2 separate regions of the Homo sapiens genome follow, and region 2 is linked to region 1. A link is an interaction called in ENCODE POLR2A ChIA-PET data of the cell type or tissue named here. Cell type or tissue: GM12878. All regions are shown on one strand. Links, peaks and the distances in the headings refer to the core of each region. The heading gives the core; the rest is flanking DNA. Region 1 holds the start of PPP1R9B (protein phosphatase 1 regulatory subunit 9B). Region 2 has its middle 19 kb from the start of XYLT2.

Region 1 (5,353 bases), core at 1-5,000:
CCAGACGCCGCTTTGCTAATTTGGGTGGGGGCGACCGTACCAGGCCGCTCGGGCTTTTGAAGCGGGGCTGGCTGTCTTCGGCAGCTTGATTGGGGGAGGCGACCCACACACAGGGCGCTTGGAGATTTTTTTTTTTTCATTTTTTTTTTTAAAGCGGGATTAACTGTTTTTGGCAGCTTGGTTTTGGGGGGACCCTAAAAAAGGCCTTCGGGGTTTCTTTTATCGGGGGGAGGGGGCGGTGGTCCCGACTTGGCCAGCCGCCTGTTGAAGCGGGGGAGCGGGGAGCAGGGGCATGCGAACCCGGCTCCCCCCACCATGATGAAGACGGAGCCACGGGGGCCCGGGGGTCCCCTCCGGAGCGCCTCCCCGCACCGCAGCGCCTACGAGGCGGGCATCCAGGCGCTGAAGCCGCCCGACGCGCCCGGGCCCGACGAGGCACCCAAGGGGGCCCACCACAAGAAATATGGCTCCAACGTCCACCGCATCAAAAGTATGTTCCTGCAGATGGGCACGACGGCGGGGCCCTCGGGCGAGGCGGGCGGCGGCGCGGGCCTGGCCGAGGCCCCACGGGCGTCCGAGCGCGGCGTGCGCCTGTCGCTGCCGCGGGCCAGCAGCCTGAACGAGAACGTGGACCACAGCGCCCTGCTGAAGCTGGGCACCAGCGTGTCGGAGCGCGTGAGCCGCTTCGACTCCAAGCCCGCGCCCTCCGCGCAGCCTGCGCCGCCGCCGCACCCGCCGTCCCGGCTGCAGGAGACGCGGAAGCTGTTCGAACGGAGCGCCCCAGCGGCCGCAGGCGGCGACAAGGAGGCCGCGGCGCGGCGGCTGCTGAGGCAGGAGCGCGCCGGCCTGCAGGACCGGAAGCTGGACGTCGTGGTGCGCTTCAACGGCAGCACCGAGGCGCTGGACAAGCTGGACGCTGACGCCGTGTCCCCCACGGTCAGCCAGCTCAGCGCCGTCTTCGAGAAGGCCGACTCGAGGACCGGCCTCCACCGCGGGCCCGGGCTCCCCAGGGCCGCAGGGGTTCCCCAGGTCAACTCGAAGCTGGTCAGCAAGCGGTCCCGGGTGTTCCAGCCCCCGCCGCCGCCGCCGCCCGCCCCGTCGGGGGATGCCCCGGCCGAGAAAGAGCGATGCCCCGCAGGGCAGCAGCCCCCGCAGCACCGAGTGGCCCCTGCCCGGCCGCCCCCCAAGCCCCGGGAGGTGCGCAAGATTAAGCCGGTGGAGGTGGAGGAGAGCGGGGAGTCGGAGGCCGAGTCGGCGCCCGGGGAGGTGATCCAGGCCGAGGTTACGGTCCACGCGGCCCTGGAGAATGGCAGCACCGTGGCAACTGCAGCCAGCCCCGCGCCCGAGGAGCCAAAGGCCCAAGCGGCCCCGGAGAAGGAGGCGGCGGCGGTAGCGCCGCCAGAGAGGGGGGTGGGCAATGGCCGGGCCCCGGACGTGGCCCCTGAGGAGGTAGATGAATCCAAGAAGGAGGACTTCTCGGAGGCGGACTTGGTGGACGTGAGCGCCTACAGTGGGCTCGGGGAGGACTCTGCGGGCAGTGCCCTGGAGGAGGACGACGAAGACGACGAGGAGGATGGGGAGCCCCCCTACGAGCCCGAGTCGGGGTGCGTGGAGATCCCGGGGCTGTCGGAGGAGGAGGACCCAGCCCCGAGCCGGAAGATCCATTTCAGCACGGCGCCCATCCAAGTAAGTGAGCCCCCCCGCCCTGCCCCCGCGCCGCCCCTGCCACGTGCACGCGGCCGCCCCCGCTCGCCAGCCAGCCAGCCGGGTTTGGCAGGCTGAGTCAGCCCCTGCCACCCAGCCCCCTTCCCAGAAGTTCCCACCCTCAGGGGGGCGTGGGGGAGTTCCAGCTGTTTGTCAGAGAGGGATTTTCAGGTGTGCGAGGGGGGTGGCCTGCCCCGACCTGCCCTCAGGTTCCTCCGCCTGCTGCCCCGCCCCGCCGCTCCGCGGAACCCGCCCTGCCCCACGCGGGTCCTGGGACACCTGCTTTCCCTTCCTCACCCGGACATTCCTTCCTCCAGAGGCTGCCAGAGGCTGGGGTTGGGTAGTGTGAAGGGGTGTGTGTGTCTTCAGGAGAGACATTTGCCCTTCACTGGGTAGAGAGGGGGCCGGGGTGCTTTCCCCCTGTATGGGAGCTGGATGAGGTGAGAAAGGGGAAAGCCAGGAACTTCTCAAAACGAAGCTGCAGGGGACCGCAGGCAGCCCTTCCTCTATTCTGTTTGTACCCCCACCCCAACTTTGCAGAAGTGAAAGAGGGAAGCAGATCGTGAGGGTGAGCTGGTCTGTGGCCATGTGACTGGCTGGCGCCGTGTTCCCTGGGGGTCCCTGCAGGCCAGCTGCCCGGTCCTCCTTGCACAGGGAGGGGCACTTTGTGTGGTCCTTGATGGGGAGAGGCCTTCTGCAGGCATGGAGGAGGAGGAGGTGGGGCTGGGATCCCCCTGGGTGCCTGGCAGTAGTGGGCATGCCTTTACTCTTGGCTGCTCAATAGGACAGACTCCCATGGCCTTGGCAGGCCCCAAGTGTTCTTGCCACATTCTCTGGGAGCCCTGAAAGAGGGATGGGAGCTGCCCCTTTTGGGGGTCTCATCCCCACGGCCACTATTGGTGGTTGGTTTGTGGGTTGTGCCAGAGCTTTGAGATCCTCAGAACAGCCCTGATGGGGAGGGAACATCCCCTGGGGGGAATCAAAAACCCCAGGCCACCCCTCCCCCCACTTCCCACCACCCTCCACTCTTGGCTAGCACATTCAGCCTGCAGGGTTCTTCCTCACCGCCCCAGGCTCAGCTGCACCCGGCCCCAGGTCCGCCCCATGGAAGTGTCCAGGTCCCTGGACTCTCCTTGGCCTGGACCCTGCCCTGCCTTTACCCTTCCCTAGCCAAAGCACCATCTGTTTGCTTGTCGTTTCCATAACTACTCCTGGACTCTGAAGCTTCCCAACTTTCCTCTCACTCGCCCAGAATGTCAGCCTCTGCCCCTCTCCCACCTCCCACCCCAGCAAGAGGCCTGAAAGGTTAAAAGTGAGTGGCTCTCAGGCCAGCCTCTCCCCTGGGCTGGGACCTGCGGGGTCCTCTCCCAACCCCTTTCCCCTCCTGAAGGCAGTGGGGTTCTGAAGGGAATGGGGGACTGTAGTGTTTCTTGGGACTCTGAAGCAGAGTTTGGATCCCCCCACCCCACCCCCACTAATTTTGCGAGAAGTCCGATTCCCTCAGAGTTGGAGTTTGGTCTGGGCCTCTGACTGTCTATATTTGACGCCTTACCCTGATTTTTCAGTAAAAAATAGCACATGATTTGGAGCAGTGCTTCCCGGCTCCCTGGTGACTTTGGAGCTGGCCCGCCCTGTGTGAGAGCCAGCGTGTGTGGCGGGCCCAGTGTGGCTGGCTTTCAGCCTCACTGGGGATTTCCTCCTCCCCACCCTGGCACAGGGGCCCCACTTTTTCTTCTTCCTGCCCCTGCCTTGATGCCAAGTCCAGGGTCCCGGTCCCCATGGATGACCCAATTGTTGCCCTTCTGGAGGTGGAGGCCTCTGCTGAGGGCAGAGAACCCAATTCCAGCTTGGCCTCAGGGAGGTGGGACCTCCCCTAGGGCCCTCTGCTAGACCGGCATATCATGGTGGGCAGCCCGAGGAGGGGTAGGAGGTGGTCTGGGGCCTCTGAGCCCAGGCCTGGGATTCCTGCAGGCGGCAGGACCAGAAAGGGAACAGGATTTGATAGGCTGAGAGAAGAGGGCAGGGTGCAGCCCAGGACAGGCTGTGAGGTGTGTTTTGGAGGTCACAGCGGGCGTGTGTGTCCATGTGTGTCAGGGAGGGGTTTCGTTGACTCAGGAGACTGTAGAGACTCAATGATGAAGGGACCGTGTCTCCTAGAGCAGAGGGTGAGAGTCAGGGGACTCCAGTGCAAAGTGGGCCAAATCCCACTGCTGAGTCCAGGCTCACATCAGCCCTGTCCCAGAGCCTGGGGCATGTGTGCAGTGGAAACCAAGTCACCGGTGACCCACCCACCTGTCCCAGCTGGGTGCAGTCTCATTCTGCCTGGCCACAGTTTAACCCATGTGACCTTGGGCAGTGGGCCTGGTGCCCTGGACTATGTGCAAGGTAGGCAGCCTGTTTGTTCGAGGGGTGCAATGGACAGATGAGCTTTAAGGGCTGGAGCCAGAGTTTCTCTGATGCTGTGAAATTGAGGGCATTGAGCTAAGTGACCAGAGGGGTCCCTCCCACCTAAGCCTTCTAGTCCTATGAGCACCCCCTCCCTCTCCCACTGTGGCAGTGAGCCTCTCTGGTAGGGGGTGGGGACGACACGGAGCAAACCCAGACAAAGGCTGGGACACGAGAGTGCTGCTGCCCACCAGGGTGCCCACAAGGTCTGCTCCTGGAGGAGACGGGCCCTGACAAGGGCCCTTGGGGGAGATGGGGTCCTAGTCTGACTCCTCGGGGCTCAGACTCAGCCAACTGATAGAGCTGTTCCCCATCCCTCCCCGCCCCCGCCTGGCTCCAAGTGGTGCCAACCTGTCACTGCAGGCGATGAAGCTTGAGCATGTCATGGTACCCCAAATGGTGCTCATTAACCTCCCACTGGGGGCACCCCTGCCTGGGCCCAGAATTAGACATTCCCACAGAGCCCAGCCCCACCTTCTCTGTCCTTCTGAGGGAGTCAGAGCTGAGGAATTCCTCTTTTTGCTGAGAGACATTGGAGAGAGACAACAGAGGGGTACAGGAGATGCCAAGGCAGGGGTGGCCTCGGAGCCCCATGGCGCCTGGGTTCGCTGTGGGCAGTGTCAGAGGCTGTCCCCTCCTCAGTCTCCTGGGCCCCCTAGCACATGGACAGGGGGCGTAACTTAGAGAGCTGCAGTTGTGGAGGGAGAGCGGCCTGGGTGTGCAGGGAAGGCCAGGCCCAGCTTTTTCCCCTGCTTCTGCCACCCGAGGGGCTCCTGGGGATGGAGGGCCTGCCTCTTCTCCACGGGGATAGAGATGGTCTTTCCTGCTTCCCTCCCCTGCTCCAACATCCACTTGAGCGGCAAGTCAGAGCCAGTCCTGGGTACCTCTCCCCTTCCACCCCTCCTGCTCCCCTCCTCCTCTTCTGTCTCACACCCGCTCCCCCCTCTCTCCCCATCTGGCATTCTCCAGCATCTTCTCCATCCTCTCTCCCCTCCTCCTCTTCCCCTCTTCTGCTCAGCCTGTTCCTTCCTCTCTGTGTCTGTCTTTGTGTCCCCTCTCGCCTGTCTGGCTCTCTGGGTCCTATCTCTCACTTTCCCTCTATCTGGGTGTCTGGGTTCCTGAGTTGGACGTTTCTCCAGGATTCCCCTTCTGTGCCTATGGCAGACCATGCTCACGCTGGTTGGAGCTACAGAGAGAATAGCAG
Region 2 (5,341 bases), core at 342-5,341, 180 kb before region 1:
AGGGAGGAAGAGGGTGGGGCTGTAGGAGGCTGGGATAGGTTGCGACAGAGGGGGCAGTAGGAGGAGAGAGCCAAGTGGGCAGTAGAGGCAGAGGCACAGGGCACAAGGATGACCCAAGGGAACAGGTCAGTAGGGCCCAGTGGGTCCCAGGAGTACTGCGGAAGGCTGGGCTTCCTGGAGTTGAGTGGAATGGGAATTGGAGCCCTCAGACTTGTGCCCATTGGGCAGACCCCAGCTGGTGAGGCCAGGGCGTGCTGATAACAGCAGTATCCCCTATAGCAGGTTTCCCAGCTGAGCCCAACCTGTAGAGCTGATGGACTGGGGACCCCATGGGTTCTGTTTATCTGAAATGATACATAGAGGGGCTTGGGCTCTTATGTGGAAGGAGGAATCATGAGCATTTCTTTTATTCACTTTTTGTTCAATTGGTCTACAAAACTTACTGAGCATCTATTATGTGCTAGGCACTGTTATGGGCATTAAGGATATAATAGTGAATTAAGTGGGCAAAAAACCTCTGAGCTCATGGGCTTGGGAGGCCAAGGCGGGTGGATCACTTGAGCCCAGGAGTTCGAGACCAGCTGGTCAACATGGTGAAACCCCGTCTCTACTAAAAATACAAAAATTAGCTGGGTGTGGTGGCATGCCTGCAGTGTGTGTGTGTGCATGCACACACCAGCAAAGAGGAAAATCCAGGAAGGAGAGAGAGGAAGTGGGAGAGGAGAAGGGAGGGAATGGAGGGGCTATCTCCTGGCCCAGCCTGGGAAACAGGTTGAGGATCCTCATGAAGACAGGTGTCAGGCCAGAAGCTGAAGGATGTGGGGACACTCTGGACACCTCTCTGCCCCTCAAAGTCCAAGTGACAGTGGGTGGTATGGAGCTGCCCAGGGCCCTTGTCCCTCTGTTCCTCTACCTCCAGATCTCTACAGAAAGTTGTTTCACGGCCCAGGGGCTCTGGGTGCCCCCAGCATGGACCAGCTGGCCCACGGCATCAGCAGAGGCCTCGAGTGCTGCATGGTTCCAGAATCCACGGCAGTGCTGGGCCCCTTATGAGGGAGCACGTGGGAAGTGGCTGGCTGTGGAGGAGGCTCGGACAGGGAGGCTTGCTGGGCACAGGGAGGCCAGTGCAGAGATGCTGGGGAGGGCGCGGCTGTGCGCCTGGGGTGCTGCAAAGCACTTTGTGGTTGGGCATCAGTGATAACATGGCCTCGTTTGCACTCACAGGCTATTAAGGCCAGGGCTGGAGGACTGGGAGATGCGGGTGCCCCTTCAAACCAACATTCTTTGAACACTTATTAAGTGGAGATGGAGAGAAACAGATGTTCTGTTAATAAAAACTAAATATATTCCCTTTCATTAAAAATGAGGGATTTATTGCATGCATTTGTTACATCCTCTTTTCTGAACTAGACAGTTTATTGTGAGGATTTTAAACTGTTTAAATATTAGGCAACAAAATAAATCTCTCCTTCTGGTGTGAGCAGCATCCCCTGGTGTGATTTGCTTTTGTAATTTCAGCTGACTGCAGCTGCTGACTTCAGGGAAGCACATCAGAGTCGCCGGCTGCGTTGAAGTTGCTGCCAAGCCCATGGCCGCACTTTGCGATGTATGCGTTTTCTGTGAAAACACTCCACAGAAACCCTTTGGGGCCAGTGAACGGTATTTTAAAATTTCCACTCGAGGGCATCGCCCACTCTGGTGGGATAGGGATCGTTTACATCTCACCCCTTATGTGAGGAAGCCCAGGTGGAAACCTGAGGTCACTGGCAGCACCTTTCTGATTAATCCCAAAGGCTCGCCCCAGGCAGCTGCCACACTGCCCTGCCTTTCTTTTTTTAGAGACGGAGTCTTGCTCTGTCGCCCAAGCCGGAGTGCAGTGGCGCGATCTCGGCTCACTGCAACATCCGTGGCCTGCCTCTTAATGTGGCTCCACCAAGAGACATCTGGATCATACTCAGAAGTAATTAGAGCCCAGGAGTTTGAGGCAGAGTGGGCTGCATTCGTGCCACTGCACTCTAGCTGGGGCAACAGAATGAAACTCCATCTCTAAAAAATGAATAAAAATGAAGACATCCATGTCTGTTATCATTTTCTCTAAATTCAAAATTCAGTATACTTTTGGAGACATTACCTCAGGACTAAATGGAATGTAAAGCCAGTCATTCTAAGTAGAATTTTGGGCCTAACGTGGGAAGACAATCTGGGGGAGGGGGTAATAGTAAATCTGCTAGAAGAAACGTTGCTTCTTAACTGGCTCCACTCATATTATTTAAAAATATGTCCTCCTTCTATATGGTCATGGTGATAATAAAAGTGTCTTCTTATTCTATTCCTTTCCCATTCAAATAAATCATCTCTTAATCTAACAAGAAAAAATAAAAAAATAAAAAAGAAGTAATTAGTACCAATTTAAGCCACAGGTAAGTATAACCCTTACTATTTAAAAGGGCAGGCCTGGCGCGGTGGCTTACATCTGTAATCCCAGAACTTTGGGAGGCTGAGGTGGGTGGATCACTTGAGGTCAGGAGTTCCAGACCAGCCTGGACAACATGGTGAAACCCTTGTCTACTTAAAGTACAAAAATTATCCAGCTGTGGTGGCGAACGCCTGTAGTCCCAGCTACTCCAAAGACTGAGGCAGGAGAATCACTTGAATCCAGGAGATAGAGGTTGCAGTGAGCCCAGATCGCACCACTGTACTCCAGCCTGGGTGACAGAGCGAGACGCTATCTCAAATAAATAAATAAATAAATAAATAATATAAGGGCAGGAAGAGGAAGCCTCGTCATTAGACAATCAACTGCAGTCAGAGCCTCAAGCATGGTATAGAGACCAGCTCAGCAAATCTCCCTCTCTGGTTTCTCGTTGTTCTCTCCTCTCCCCCATACACCCCGTGCCCAACTCCTACCCCAGTCCCCGTGGCCTTTTTTCCATTTGCATCCCTGTTCCAGGCTCTCACCAAACGATTCTTTCTGGTTTTTCTTTCAGTGGAAGTGGAGGTGGTTTGTGTGTTAGGGAGATGGTTTTAGTTCCCCCCACCCACCCATGAGTGAAACATTTACCAAACCATTCATTCTCTTAGTAAAATGTATCATTTCCCGCAGCATAACTTCACTAGATTGCTCTGCGAACAAAGCATCTGTCATTTTTCTTCATCTTATCAGAATACCCTCTTTCAGCCAGGTGCAGTGGCTCCTGCCTGTAATCTCAGCACTTTGGGAGACCAAGGTGGGCGGATCTCCTGAGCCCAGGAGTTCAAGAGCATGGTCAACATAGTGAAACCTCGTTTCTACTAAAAATACAAAAATTAGCCGGGTGTGGTGGTGTGCCTGTAGTCCCAGCTACTTGGTAGGCTGAGGTAGGAGAATCGCTTGAACCTGAGAGGCGGAGGTTGCAGTGAGCCGAGATTGCTCCACTGCAGTCCAGCCTGGGTGACAGAGGGAGACTCTGTCTCAAAAAAAAAAAAAAAAAAAAAAAAAGAATACCTTCTTCCATATCCTAGCTTGGTGTGAGCCTAAGATGGGGGAGGGTAACGGCACCTCCCTGGAGGGTAGGAGAGAAAACCCCAGCCTGCCTCAATGGCGAATGTCCTCGAGGGACACATGTTGCCTCTACAGGTAGTAAGGATCCTGATTTGAAAGTATTCACACAGAAGCCGGTTAATTACCTTTTTGGTGAGAGACTGGACCAATCGACTCTATCTAGAAGTAAGGATCTAGGGAAATTTTTCTTGGTTACTTGTTCCAAAAAAGAATTTGTCATTGTAATGGACATCTGCTGTTTCTGCCTCCAAGAACACTTTATCCCTTCTGTCAAAACTGTCTCTTTATTTCTCTCTGGCCTGGCTGGGATTGGCTTCACTCCAGCCCCTGGGTGGTCTTCATTGATCACATTAACATGTGATACAAATCTTCACACTCTGTGCCCACCCCCGTGGGCCCATCCACGTGTCTTTCCCCAGACTTGCTTTTCCCTAATCTGATGTGTCTCCTTCTAGGTCCCTGAGCAACAAGCCAAGCCACTTGCCACTACCCCTGAGTCCACGGCCATTCCCTCTGCTGGCCATTCTCTGTGCACACAAAGTGGACAATCACACATACCACATGAAGCTCTGCCCCTGTGCTTCGAGGGCCAGCCCTGAGTAGAGCCACAGAGCAGCACAGCCAGTGGTATAACTGTCTTGAAAGTTACACCATTGGCTACCCTGCTTCTCAGGCCTTCAAACACAGTCAGAGTTACAACATGTAACTTCCAGCCCAAGGCCAAAGAACTGAAAACCAGGGAGGCTGCTGGTATCAGTCCTGGAGTGCAAAGGCCCAAGAACCAGGATCTTCAGTGTCCAAGGGCTTTCACCCCCGCTTTCAGTGTCCATTTGTGGCTTTCACCCCCTCTTCCCAGCCAACTCATCCAAGAAGCAAACCTGGTTGGTTTTTGTCCTGCATCAGCTGGTTCTAGGCCCCTGACCCTCTACCCCAAGGTGGCTATAGATGTGATAGAAGGAGGAGGCAGGGATTCAACAGTGGTGGATGGCAGAGGGGCGTGGTCATCTGCTTATGCAGTTCACTTGAGCCTGCTGGTCCTGTTTGTGACCAGTCCTGGAGGTAGTACTGAAACCGTGTAATAATACATATTACACATTTATATATTAAATTATATATCATAATATATATTTTTTTGAGACAGGGTCTCACTCTGTCACCCAAGTTGGAGTGCAGTGGCGTGATCTCAACTCACTGCAACCTCCACCTCCCAGGCTCAAGCAATTCTCCCACCTGAGACTCCCAAGTAGCTGAGACCACAGGCTTGCACCACCATGCCCTGCTGATTTTTTGTATTTTTTGGTAGAGAGGAGGCTTCACCATGTTGCCCAGACTGGTCTTAAACTCCTGAGCTCAGGCAATCCACTGGTCTCGGCCTCCCAAAGTGCTGGGATTACAGGTTTGCACCACCACACCCGGACATGTTTTTTGTTTTTGTTTTTGTTTTTAAGACAGGTCTTACTATGTTGCTCACACTGGTCTCCAGCTTCTGGCCTCAAGCAGTCCTCCCACCTGGACATGCTGGGATTACCGGCACAAGCCACCATACCCAAACTCCCTTTTCTTGAGCTAGAACATCCATCTTCCCTTGCCCTTGGACACTGAAGATCCTGGTTCTTGGGCCTTTGCACTCCAGGACTGATACCAGCAGCCTCCCTGGTTTTCAGTTCTTTGGCCTTGGACTGGAAGTTGCACTATTGTAACTCTGACTGTGTTTGAAGGCCTGAGAAGCAGGGTAGCCAATGGTGTAACTTTCAAGCCAGTTATACCACTGGCTCTCCTAATTCTCCAGCTTGCAGACAG

The links. ChIA-PET counts read pairs that join two places held together with the same protein. Peaks named below come from ENCODE experiments on the same cell type or tissue, not always from the same donor. Only the 100,000 strongest peaks of a DNase experiment are listed, where the experiment ranks them.
Region 2: POLR2A ChIA-PET joins it to region 1 with 10 read pairs; 3 of 35 experiments call an interaction of 5 or more read pairs at or near these places.

The regions. Positions count from the first base shown.
Region 1 is chr17:50,145,476-50,150,828 of GRCh38, reverse strand. PPP1R9B (protein phosphatase 1 regulatory subunit 9B) reads left to right here and starts at 152. Exons shown (of 10, transcript NM_032595.5): 1 at 152-1,686. The coding sequence starts at 316. It overlaps LOC124904025 (a long non-coding RNA gene), which reads right to left and starts at 2,094. Exons shown (of 3, transcript XR_007065841.1): 1 at 2,002-2,094. RefSeq lists silencers at 1-41, 691-800, 1,651-1,770 and enhancers at 2,501-2,570, 3,203-3,871, 3,872-4,542. In GM12878, for the core only: CTCF peaks have their summits at 776 and 4,492; a DNase peak (open chromatin) is centred at 2,108; H3K4me3 peaks cover 5,000 bases; H3K27ac peaks cover 4,494 bases.
Region 2 is chr17:50,324,777-50,330,117 of GRCh38, reverse strand. No RefSeq gene overlaps it. Among named protein-coding and RNA genes, the nearest start is that of XYLT2, 19 kb to the left of the region's middle. In GM12878, for the core only: no CTCF peak of the experiment used is centred there; a DNase peak (open chromatin) is centred at 3,047.